Regions from separate parts of the Homo sapiens genome. Here region 1 is linked to region 2. Evidence: chromatin contacts called from ENCODE Hi-C or POLR2A ChIA-PET data. All regions are on one chromosome and are shown on one strand. The core of a region is the stretch at or near the end of the contact, and the rest is flanking DNA. Distances in the headings are between cores, read along the strand shown. Region 1 has its middle 73 kb from the start of CHMP4B. Region 2 overlaps CHMP4B (charged multivesicular body protein 4B).

Region 1 (5,400 bases), core at 2,697-5,196, 45 kb before region 2:
CATCGGTAAAATGGGAGTGAATAACCCACCACTTCACAGGGCATAATGTACTTGTCATGTGGCTGGCACAGAAGGAACTCGCTGATTGTTCTGACCCCCAGTGGGGGGCTGGGAAAACTCATATTCTGCCCACTGCCTTCCCTGTTCTCTGTGCCTGGTAGAGCTTATTCTGATTTCCATTTGCAAACAGATTCTTCTTCCCCATCTTCTGACCCCTCTGGGAGGCCTAGCATCCAAGCACACTCCTGACAGGAGCGCCAGGCGTGGGTTTCTGAGGGCAGCTCAGAGGCACAGCCAGCTTGAAACAGGCACAGTCATGCCATCCGCTGAGCCTGCAGGCTGTGTACATGGCCCTTGCCATGAAGTGGACATGGTCAGAGGCAAAGATGCAGGGCAGGATGCATGTGTGTGAGCGCCCAGCTATCCACGTACATGTCTGAGCACACATGTGGGTGCATTCACACATGTGCTTGTGAGCGTTGGGGGGATCTTCATATGACACTCTCTGCTTCATGGAATTGGCATTTGCTCATTCATCCTGTGAGTATTTATTGAGTGCCTACTATGTACCAGGCTCTGTTGTAGGAGCTGGGGCTACACCATGAGCAAGACAATTAAATGACTTGCCCTTGTACGGGGAGGCAGACAGTAAACAAGTCATGTCAGACAGTGCATTGGAAGAAATGCGCTGGAAGATGTAGAGTCAGCTTAGGCTGCATAACAAAGTACCACAGACTGGGTAGCTTAAATCAGTGGTCCCAACCTTTTTGGCACCAGGGACGGGTTTCGTGGAAGACAGTTTTTCCATGGATAGTGGGGGGGATGGTTTGGGGATGATTCATATTATATTTATTGTACACTTTATTTATATTATTACCACACTGTAATATACAACGAAATAATTATATGACTCACCATAATGTAGAATCAGTGGGAGCCCTGAGCTTGTGTTCCTTTTTTTTTTTTTTTTTTGAGACGAAGTCTCTCTCTGTCGCCCAGGCTGGAGTGCAATGGCGCGATCTTGGCTCACTGCAACCTCCGCCTCCTGGGTTCAAGCAATTCTCCTGCCTCACCCTCCTGAGTAGCTGGAATTACAAGCGCTCACCACCGTGCCCTGCTAATTTTTGTATTTTTAGTAGAGACAGGGTTTCACCATGTTGGTCAGGCTGGCCTCAAACTCCTCACCTCGTGATCCACCTGCCTCGGCCTCCCAAAGTGCTGGGATTACAGGCGTGAGCCACCAGGTCCAGCCTGAGCTTGTTTTCCTGCGACTAGATGGTCCCATCTGAGAGTCACGGGAGACAGTGACAGATCATCAGGCATTAGATTCTCATAAGGAGCATGCAACCTAGATCCCCCGCATGAACAGTTCACAACAGGGTTCACACTCCTGTGAGCATCTAATGCTGCCGCTGATCTGGCAGGAGGCAGAGCTCAGGCAGCCATTCGTGTGATGGGGAGCGGCTGTATATACAGACGAAGCTTCTCTCCCTCACCAGCCACTCACCTCCTGCTGTGTGCCAGGTTCCTAATAGGCCATGGACCAGTACTGGTCCATGGCCAGGGGATTGAGGACCCCTGGCTCAAATAACAGAAATTTATTTTCCCACAGTTCCAGAGGCAGCAAGTCCAAGACCAAGGCACCCGCAGGGTTTCCTTGGAGGCCTCCCTCCTCGGCTTTCCTCCCCATGTCCTCACACGGCCTTCCCTCTGTGCACCCTCATCCCTTGTGTTGCTTCCCCCTTTTAAAAAGGATACCAGGCCGGGCACAGTGGCTCACGCCTGTTATCCCAGCACTTTGGGAGGCCGAGATGGGTGGATCACGAGCTCAGGAGTTCAAGACCAGCCTGGCCAACATGGTGAAACCCTGTCTCTACCAAAAATACAAAAAAAAAATTAGCCGGGAGTGGTGGCACGTGCCTGTTAGTCCCAGCTACTCGGGAGACTGAGGCAGGAAAATTGCTTGAACCCCAGAGGCAGAGGTTGCAGTGAACCAAGATCGCATCACTGCACTCCAGCCTGGGAGACAGAGCAAGACTCTGTCTCAAAAACAAAACAAAACAAAACAAACAAACAAACAAACAAAAAGGACACCACTCAGATTGGATTAAGACCCAGCCCTACTGGCCTCATTTTAACTTATTCACCTCTTTAAAGACCTTATCTCCAAACACAGTGACATTCTGAGGTACTCGGGGTTAGGGCTTCAACCTATAAACTTTGGGAAGGACACAATTCATCCCATAACTGCTAAGAAAGTGGGGGTGTTTTTTTTTTTTTTTCAAAGATGGGATCTCACTATGTTGCCCAGGCTGGTCTTGAACTCCTGGCCTCAACTGATCTTCCTGCCTTGGGTTCCCAAAGTTGGCAGGGGTGAGTAGGATATTTTAGTCAAGGTGGTCAGGGAAGGCCTCTTGGAGGAAGTGTCATTTGAGCTGAGGTCTAATCAGGAGATCTGGGGAAAAGAGAGTCCAAGTAGAGGAAAGTATAAGAACAAAAGCCCTGAGGCAGGATCGAGTTTGAGGTCTCTGAGGAACAAGAAGGCCACACTGGCTGGACCTGAGGTTGGGGGTGATGGCAGGCAGGGACGGGGTCAGCAGGGCTTTGTAGGCCACGGGAAGGAGTTTGGATTTTATACAATCCTTCTCCTGCTTCACTAGAGGCCATGGGATGTGGTAAGAGGTGCTGGGACATAGTGATGAATCTGACTCATCTTCCCCATTGCCCCCCCACAGCTCTGACCCCTGCCCAGGTGCTCCCAGCCAGGCAGGCAGATAAGGAGAGGATTTAATCCACTGTGATCATTCCTGAGGCAGAGGAGGTAAGGGAGACCCTGAGGCCCAAAGTGCTAGCCCTGCCTGAACTAGTTAGGTTAGTGTCTCTGGCGGGGCTGCCAGACTCTTGATTTGAGATGAAGAAGCAGAAGCATATCCCAGGCAGAGAGACCTGTGTGGGCTAAAGCCTGGAGAAATGAAAGGGCTGCTGGTGAGCTCTGGTAGGTGGGAGATATGGGACAGGGCAGCAGCAGCACCTGCCACACAAACATCCACTACCTGGGAGCTGGCTAAGGAAATGATGGTCAAGCTGTACCAGAGAATGAAGCAGCCTTCTCTCTGCAGATACAAAAAGATCTCCAAGATGTATTAAGTGCAAAAATGAAAGTATAGAACCACGTTCCTGATAAGCTACCATTTGTATATAAAGCATGTGTGGGGGTGGTAAATATGACGACATATTTGTCCTATTTACATTTGCATAAAGAAACTGGAAGGATACACAAGGAACTAAGGCATGTGGCAGGTGATGGGGACTAGGCAGGTGAGGACGATGCAGGAGTTAGCCTTGTTTTACTGTGTGCCTTTTGAATTGTTTTTGTTTTTGTTTTTGTTTTGAGATGGAGTCTCACTCTGTCACCCAGGCTGGAGTGCAGTGGCATGTTGTCGGCTCACTTCAACCTCCACCTCCCAGATTCAAGTGATCCTGCTGCCTCAGCCTCCTGAGTAGCTGGAATTACAGGTGTGCACCATCACGCCCTGCTAAGTTTTATTTTTTTTAGTAGAGACAGGGTTTCACCATGTTGACCAGACTGGTCTCCTAACCTCAAGTGATCCACCCACCTTGGCGTCCCAAAGTGCTGGGATTATAGGCATGAGCCACCACACGCAGTCCTGAATGTAATTTTTGAAACCCATAATCATGAAACTCATTCTTAAAAATTGAAGAGCAAGAGTACAGAGGATGCGGCGCGGGAGCTGAGGTCACCAGGGCTGAGGTTGCTGTCATAGTATAAAAAGAGACATACTGCAACTGTGAGATTAACAAGAGCCATAGGACCCACTTAAGCATCTCACAGGCCGGACACCAGGTGTCACTTAGCAGTTGATACAGCCTGGCCCCAGGATTTCCAACCCTGGCCAGGGGATTTCCAGAAAACAAGACCACCTCAGCACAGATGCAACTTTCATAAACCTTGAAACAAAGCTTCCCCTTACAAGAATAGCTTAAACTTCTTTTTTGAAAGAAACACCTGGCGACTAACCTAGACTGAACCCAGGTCTAGGGAAGGGAGAAGGATCCCCCAAACTCTGAGGATGGTCTCTACACAGAGACCCTCCTGGTCAGCTGGTCCTCTGACCTCCTAAGTGTATCTGGCCCGTGTCATTGATGTCTGTCTCGTAACAGCACAGCCAAAATAAATCACTTGAGGCCGGGCACCATGGTTCATGCTTGTAACTCAGAACTTTGGGAGGCCAAGGGAGGAAGATGGGTTAAGGCCAGGAGTTCAAGACCAGCCTGGGCAACACAGCAAGATCCCATCTTTTTTTTTTTTAAGAAAAGGATAAACCGTTTGAGCATCAGGCAGTGTCTAAGACTCATCTTTGACACGAATCAAACCAAAGGAGAGAAATCGCTCGTGGGGAAGCTGGTCACCTAGGACCACCCGAACACAACAGCTGCTTATGATTTGGGCAGTAGGGAGCCATGGAAGGATTTAAAGGTAGGGAGGAGGTGTGTGACGTGATCAGACTTGTGAGCAGCCAGTGCGGAGAGTGGTTCACAGGGGGCAGCATGGAGGAGGCAGGTGTGACCATCCAGCTAGTGCCTGGCCTCTGATCTAGGGCAGAGACAAGGAGGTGGGGTGGGGAGCAGAGCGTTGGAGGGGGAAGGGACAGTAGAAGGCAGAGCTAACGAGGCTCCACTGCCAGGCAGGGATGCTAACCAGCTCCTTCCCCTCGGAAAAGAGGTGGATGTCAAATCTTGAGCCCCGCCCAGCCACACTGGCCCCTGATAAATCCCCTCTGGCCAGTCATTACTCTTCTCACGTGCAGCCCCCTAATTGCCCAGAGATGAAGTGTCTGAGGCTGCCCTCTTGCCATGGCAGACAAATGCCTGTTTGAGCAGAAGCCGGAGGGAACAGGACAGATGGGGTCCTGTTCAGCTTCCCTGCTCCCAGATCCCGGGCCTCGCTGCTCCTGTGGGCTTTGGGAAACCAACAAGGGTTTGTGTTTAATGAGGCTGCCTGCTCATCCATCACGCAAGGCCAGTGCCTTGACGACAGCAACCACCAAAGATGAGGGCCAGGCCAGGGTCCCTGAATCAGAGCAGGGTGAGGGTGGGGCAGGCTCAGTGCAATCGAATCCAGGCTGTGTAAATCACCACACCTCTCCAGGCTGTGATTTCCTCACCAAAATGGGGATCATGTTTTATGTGGCAGACATTGCATGTTAACAACTCTACACCCACTTGCTCTACTTCTTTAGGAGGAGAATCACATTTGTTTTCAGGATGGGGAGGAAAGGTACCACTGAAAAAACTCACTCTTCCCGCTTCCCTTGGAGCAGAGGCCACTATGTGGCAAGAGATAACACATAAGGCCGGGCGCGTTGGCTTGTGGCTGTA
Region 2 (5,630 bases), core at 375-2,874:
CTTCTGCCTGAGCCTGGGGATCTGAAAGCCCTGAAGGCCTTCCCCTCCCCATGGACCCCACAAGTTAGCAGCAGTCTGGCACCAAGGGCATTCAGCGGGCTGCCTGTTCTGCCCACAAACTGTCCACTAGCGACAGTCCAGATGGTATGCAGTAAAAACCTCTACCTGGAAAAAAATTTTTTTTCTAGTAGATTTTAAATTGGTTAAAAACACATGGGATAAAAATCCAACCATTATTACCATCCTCTCTACACTTAGGTCGATGACTCTACATAGCTGGAAAGTTTGCTGTGAGCTTTTTTTCTGTTTTAAAGAATAAATGTCTTCTTCCCTCACGTCTACCCTAAACCATAAGCTCCTCCAGGGTGGAACCTCCATCTTTGTGCCCCTAACAGCACTGAGACAGGGAGAAGGGAGGGGCACTCCATAACGCCCAACTTGACCCTGCCATTTCCTCATTTGTGGGTGCCCCCGTCCTCTCACCCTATAATGGCTTCCAGATCTTTTCCCAGGTCCTAAGACAGCCTTTCCTCCACATTCTGGAGGACCCAGGGACCAAAGCTACAAGAACCTCTGTCACTTGCCCACTTTTTTCCTGTGTCAACCCACACTGGAATTGCTAGAACCCTAAAACCAAAGGGTCAGGGGATTATTATTAGGGACAATGAGCCTAGGACCTCCCCTGTGACTATACCTGGAGGGAAGTAGCAGAGACCCAAAGTAAGCAGCAGATTATTCCAGACTGGGTCAGCAGGCGTGGCCCAGGGCATAAGGAAGGAGAGAAATGGCCACGGGAGTCAGGGTCACCAAAGGGAACCCTGCAAGGCCTATCTGGGCTGCCTCCTCCTGCTCCCCAAAGGGCAGCTGATCAGGAAGAGAAGGGGTTTCACTTCCTAGACCCAGCAGGCAGCCCTGGAGTAGCTCTTGGTGATCAAGATAACTCAGAGCCAGGAGGGGGAAACCAGGATACTGGGAAGGAAAGTGACCTCCCCCTGGTTAGTGAGGGCCATAGTCATTCAGCCTGTGCCCTGCAATCCAAGGCCAAAGTTCTTTCCTAGACACCAGCCAGGCTGCAGAATTTCATTTAAACAGCGATCAGAGGCTAAAACTGAGCACCCATGCAGCCCACAGATATGTCTTCATTTGTCCCATGTCTTAAGTCGTGTCTTAATACGTAAATTTGAATATTACATATTACACATAAAAATCCAGATTTTTGGCTTCCTTTTGTAAAGATGGAGTATCTGGCAACACTGAGCCCACACTGCCACCTAGCAACGATCCACTAGAGCAGAGCAGCAGCCATCCCTTTTGGAAGGGGCACACACTTTCCAGTCTGTCTCAGAGCCCACCACTGCCCACCAACTTCTACCTGGACACATTACTCATTTACATGTCCTGACCAGTCCCTGTAACACCTGACACTAATCTTACATCCGGAGGAAACTGCTAGGAGTTATCTGATATAATCCCTTGCCTTCAGGCAGTTAAGGCTGTGTTCAAGTTAAAGATAGGCAACTGATGTCATAAAGGTTCAACAACCTCCTCAAAGTAACAAAGTTAAAGGTACTTGACAAGGAGGAATCCAAGCCAGGTGCCCGAACAGGAGACTTGTATCTAGACACAACCTGCAACACGGGTCCTGTGATTCCGAATCTGGCTTCTAGTTCCAACTCTGCCATGACTAAAGTATGTCACTGAGCAAGTCCCCTCATTTCCTAGGGCCTCAGACTCCTCATCAAGGACACAAGAAGGGCGGATTAGGTGCTCTCTCTAGGTCTTCCTTGAGCTCTAACAATAGGTGAACCCATATAGTTCTGAGATTTCCAATAACAGGATTGAAACAAACACAAAAGGCTCTTTCTGGTTGATCTTGTGTGATCCAGAAAATGTAATTAACATCCATATGCTCCATTTCCTGACTGCTTCACATAATCAAGTTTTTCCTGCCCAATGAAATAAGCAGTCTTTCTTATTTTAACTGGCTTCACAAACTGAGTTAGAAAGATCAGAAACTCCCTTTAGCCTCTGAATTAAGCTGCTTCAACTGGGCAGAGGAAGTAGCACTCAGATCCAATGTGAGCCACAAATGTCACTCAGGAAGCAAAGGTAACTATAGTTAGAATGTGAACACAGACACCTTCACCCTCCGTCTCCTTACAAGTTCTGGCACTGCCTCCCTCCTCTCTCTGAAATTCCTCTCTCCTGTCAGCCTTGAGGGATCCCCTAGCCTGGCTCCCTTGCCCCAGAGGCCATTCCTTCTTGAGGTTTTTTTTTTTCCTAGATCCTTCCCTCTTCTCAATTCCTAATGGTTGAAGCTCAAATCTTAAAAATCTTGATCCTAGGTTCTTCTGTTTTTTTGTTTTTGTAAGACAGGGTCTTGCTCTATTGCCCAGGCTGGAGTGCAGTGGCACAATCTCAGTGCACTGCAACCTCCACCTCCCAGGCTCAAATGATCCTCCCATCTCAGCCTCCGAAATAGCTGTAGCCCAGGCTGGTCTCCAACTCCTGAGCTCAAGCAATCCAATCCACCTTGGCCTCCTAAAGTGCTGGGATAACAGGAGTGAGCCACCGCGCCCGGCCAGTTCTTCCTTTCTCACATGAACTAACACCTGTTCTGAGCCTCGTATTTTATTCTTGTATTTAATCCTGACAATAAGGAATTCGTCTTACTAGCCAATTTTACAGATGAAGAGATTTGAGGCCCGGAGAGATTATCTCAAAGCTTGTGAATAACCAACCAGCAGAGTCAGGATTCAAATCCAGACTCTTCCTTCTGCTTCTAGCCAAGACAGGATGGCAGGGACTAGATTTATCCGTAGCCCAAGAGAAATGAATTAACAGTTTTTGAGACACTGGACATCAAGCAAAAAAGGACAGTGATCCAAGTTGAACCCTACGATCACACCCAGTTGATTGCTGAGAGTTTCCAGGCCAAGGAGCAGGCAAGGAAAACCCAGGCAGAGCCCAGCAACTTCCTGAATTAATGAGATAGAGCTGAGAGTCTGGGGAGACCAACGCAGCTGGAGTTCATGAGAGTACCTGAGGAGAGAGCTGCATGGAGAGAGAAAACCCTGGAGAGCCACGGAGGGTCCTCCTCAAGTATTCAGCAGAATACTGATCAGCACCCATGTGTGAAAAAGCTATCTAAGGCCAGGGAAAGAACCACTCAAAAGGATGACAGAGAATAAATAATATTAAGTACTCACATGGGGCCAGTCATAGTGCCTCTTCCTCAGCTAGATTAGAAAAGCCTCATAATTCTTCTTGGAGGGCCTTCAGGAGGGCCTTGTCTTAATAGTAGGGATTAACTAGCTCTATACTAGATAAACACTGCTCTGGGCCTGCCTAATAATTCTTAGACCCAAGACCCAAAAGGCAAATTGTTACCAAAAACTTGTGCCCCCAAAACATAAAGAATATAGGACGACAGAAATATTCAGTACCCAACAAGGCAAAATTTACATTTGACATCTAATCAAAATCTACCATTTATGCAAAGAAATGGGTAAATAACACCCATGATGCAGAGTAAAATCAACAAATTCCAAGTAACCCAAACTAACACAGATGTCAAAATTAGCAAAGAGATGAAAACAGTTATAACTATAGTCTATATGCTTAAAAAGCGAAGGAGAAACAGGGAAGATATTTGCTATGGTTTGGATACGGTTTGTTTGACCCTGCCAAGTCTCGTGTTGATATTTCATCACCAATGTCAGAGGTGGGGCCTAGTGAGAGGCATCTGGATCATGGGGGCGGATCCCTCAGGAATGGCTTAATGCCATTCTCCAGGAGTAAGTGAGTTCTTATTCAGTTCCCGAAAGAGCTGGTTGTTAAAAAGAGCCTGGCACCTCCTCCTCTCTCTCTCGCCACACACATAAGCTCCCCTTCGCCTTCCACCATGAGTGGATGCAGCCTGAGCCCTCGCCAGCAGCAGATGCTGGCACCATGCTTCTTATACAGCCTGCAGAACTGTGAGCCAAATAAACCTCTTTTCTTTATACATACCCCAGCCTCTGGTATTTCTTTAATAGCAACACAAATAGACTAAGATAATCTTTTTAAACACCTACATCGAGCTTCTAGAGATTAAAATTATTACATGGATGAACAGCAGATCAGACACTTCATTGATGAAAAGATTTGTAAACTTGAATAGCAATAAAAACTATCCAAAATGAAATACAGAGAGAAAAAATAATTTTAAACATCAGCAGAGCAGCAGTGAGGTGTGGGATAACTTCAGGTAACCTATATACATGTAACTGGAGTCCCCAAAGGAGGAGGGCAGGTGAATAAACATTTCAAGAAATAACGGCCAAAAATTTTCCACTTTGATGAAAACTTTAAACCCACAGATACAAGAAGCTCAATGACCCTGGAGCTTAAGAAACTTGAAGAAGACCACATATACCAAAGCACATCATATTAAAAGTGCTCAAAATCAGTAATAAAATGTTAAGAGCAGACAAAGAAAAAAATATACATTACATATACTGAAATAAAGATGACAAAGATTTCTCATAGAAAACGATGCTAGCAAGAAGACAGTGGAGCAATATTTTTAAAGAATCTCATTACTTCTATCACCTGGGATGGAATTTAATAATTAGGAATCATAGGCCAGGTGCGATGGCTCACGCTTGTAATCCCAGCATTTTGGGAGGCCGAGGCGGGCGGATCCCTTGAGGTCAGGAGTTCAAGACCAGCCTGGCCAACATGGTGAAACTCGTCTCTACTACAAAAATTAGCTGGGCGTGGTGGCGTGTGCCTGTAGTCCTAGTTACACGGGAGGCTGAGGTAGGAGAATCGCTTGAACCCAGGAGGTGGAGGTTATTGCAGTCAGCTGAGAACACGTCACAGCACCCCAGGTTGGGCGACAGAGTGAGACTCCATCTCAAAACAAAAATAAAAATAAAATAAATAGGAATCACGAACAGAAAATCTGTTAAATCCCCACACATTTAGGAACTAAATAATATACTTCTAAATAAGCCGTAGGTCAAAGAAGAAATGAAATGGGAAATCAGAAAGTATTTTGAACTGAATGAAAATAAAAACACAACATATCAAAATTTGTGGGATGCCACCAATGTGGTACCTTAAGGGAACTAAAAGCCTACACTAGAAAAGAACAATCTCAAATGGACCTCAGCTTCCACCTTAACAAGCTAGAAAAAGACCAGCTTGGGACTGAGCAACGTGGCAAGACCTTATTTCTATTAAAAATTTTTTTCAAAAATTAGTCGGTGGCAGGCACCTGTACTGCCCCAGCTACTTGAGAAGCTGAGGCAAGGAAGATCACTTGAGCCCAGGAGTTTGAGGCTGCAGTAAGCTATGATTGTGCCACTGCACTCCAGCCTAGGTGAGAGAGTGATAACCTGTCTCCAAAAAAAAATACAAATACAAATAAAGGGCAAACAAAATCCAAAGTAAGCAGAAGAAAGGGAATAAAGATCGAAGTGAAAAATCAATAAAAGACAAAAAAGAAACAAAAGAGAAAGAAGGTCAATGAAATAAAATTCTGGCTCTTCGAGAAGTTCAACAAGATTGAACTTCTAGCCAGACTGACCAGGAAAAAAAGATTACTGGTATCGAGAATGATAAATGTGATATCACTACAGACT

What was found. Hi-C counts contacts between places; a loop is a spot of excess contacts on that map. ChIA-PET counts read pairs that join two places held with the same protein, here RNA polymerase II (POLR2A). Pooled maps may share reads with other maps.
Region 1: a pooled map shows a loop between it and region 2 (2.0-fold over the local background). The contact joins two enhancer-like sites. A Hi-C loop is called at or near these places in 2 of 50 pooled maps. POLR2A ChIA-PET finds 5 or more read pairs at or near these places in 11 of 52 experiments (GM12878, H1, OCI-LY7 and 7 more).

What each region holds. Positions count from the first base shown.
Region 1 is chr20:33,881,822-33,887,221 of GRCh38, reverse strand. No RefSeq gene overlaps it. Among named protein-coding and RNA genes, the nearest start is that of CHMP4B, 73 kb to the right of the region's middle. RefSeq lists enhancers at 3,460-3,719, 3,900-4,019. Within about 2 kb of position 3,946, at least 2 of the 41 ENCODE cell types and tissues checked have a DNase peak (open chromatin) inside an H3K27ac peak, as active enhancers do; they include GM12878, where a contact is called at or near this core.
Region 2 is chr20:33,834,090-33,839,719 of GRCh38, reverse strand. The region is part of intron 1 of CHMP4B (charged multivesicular body protein 4B); the gene reads right to left. Among named protein-coding and RNA genes, the nearest start is that of CHMP4B, 26 kb to the right of the region's middle. RefSeq lists a silencer at 2,034-2,183. Within about 2 kb of position 1,624, at least 7 of the 41 ENCODE cell types and tissues checked have a DNase peak (open chromatin) inside an H3K27ac peak, as active enhancers do; they include GM12878, where a contact is called at or near this core.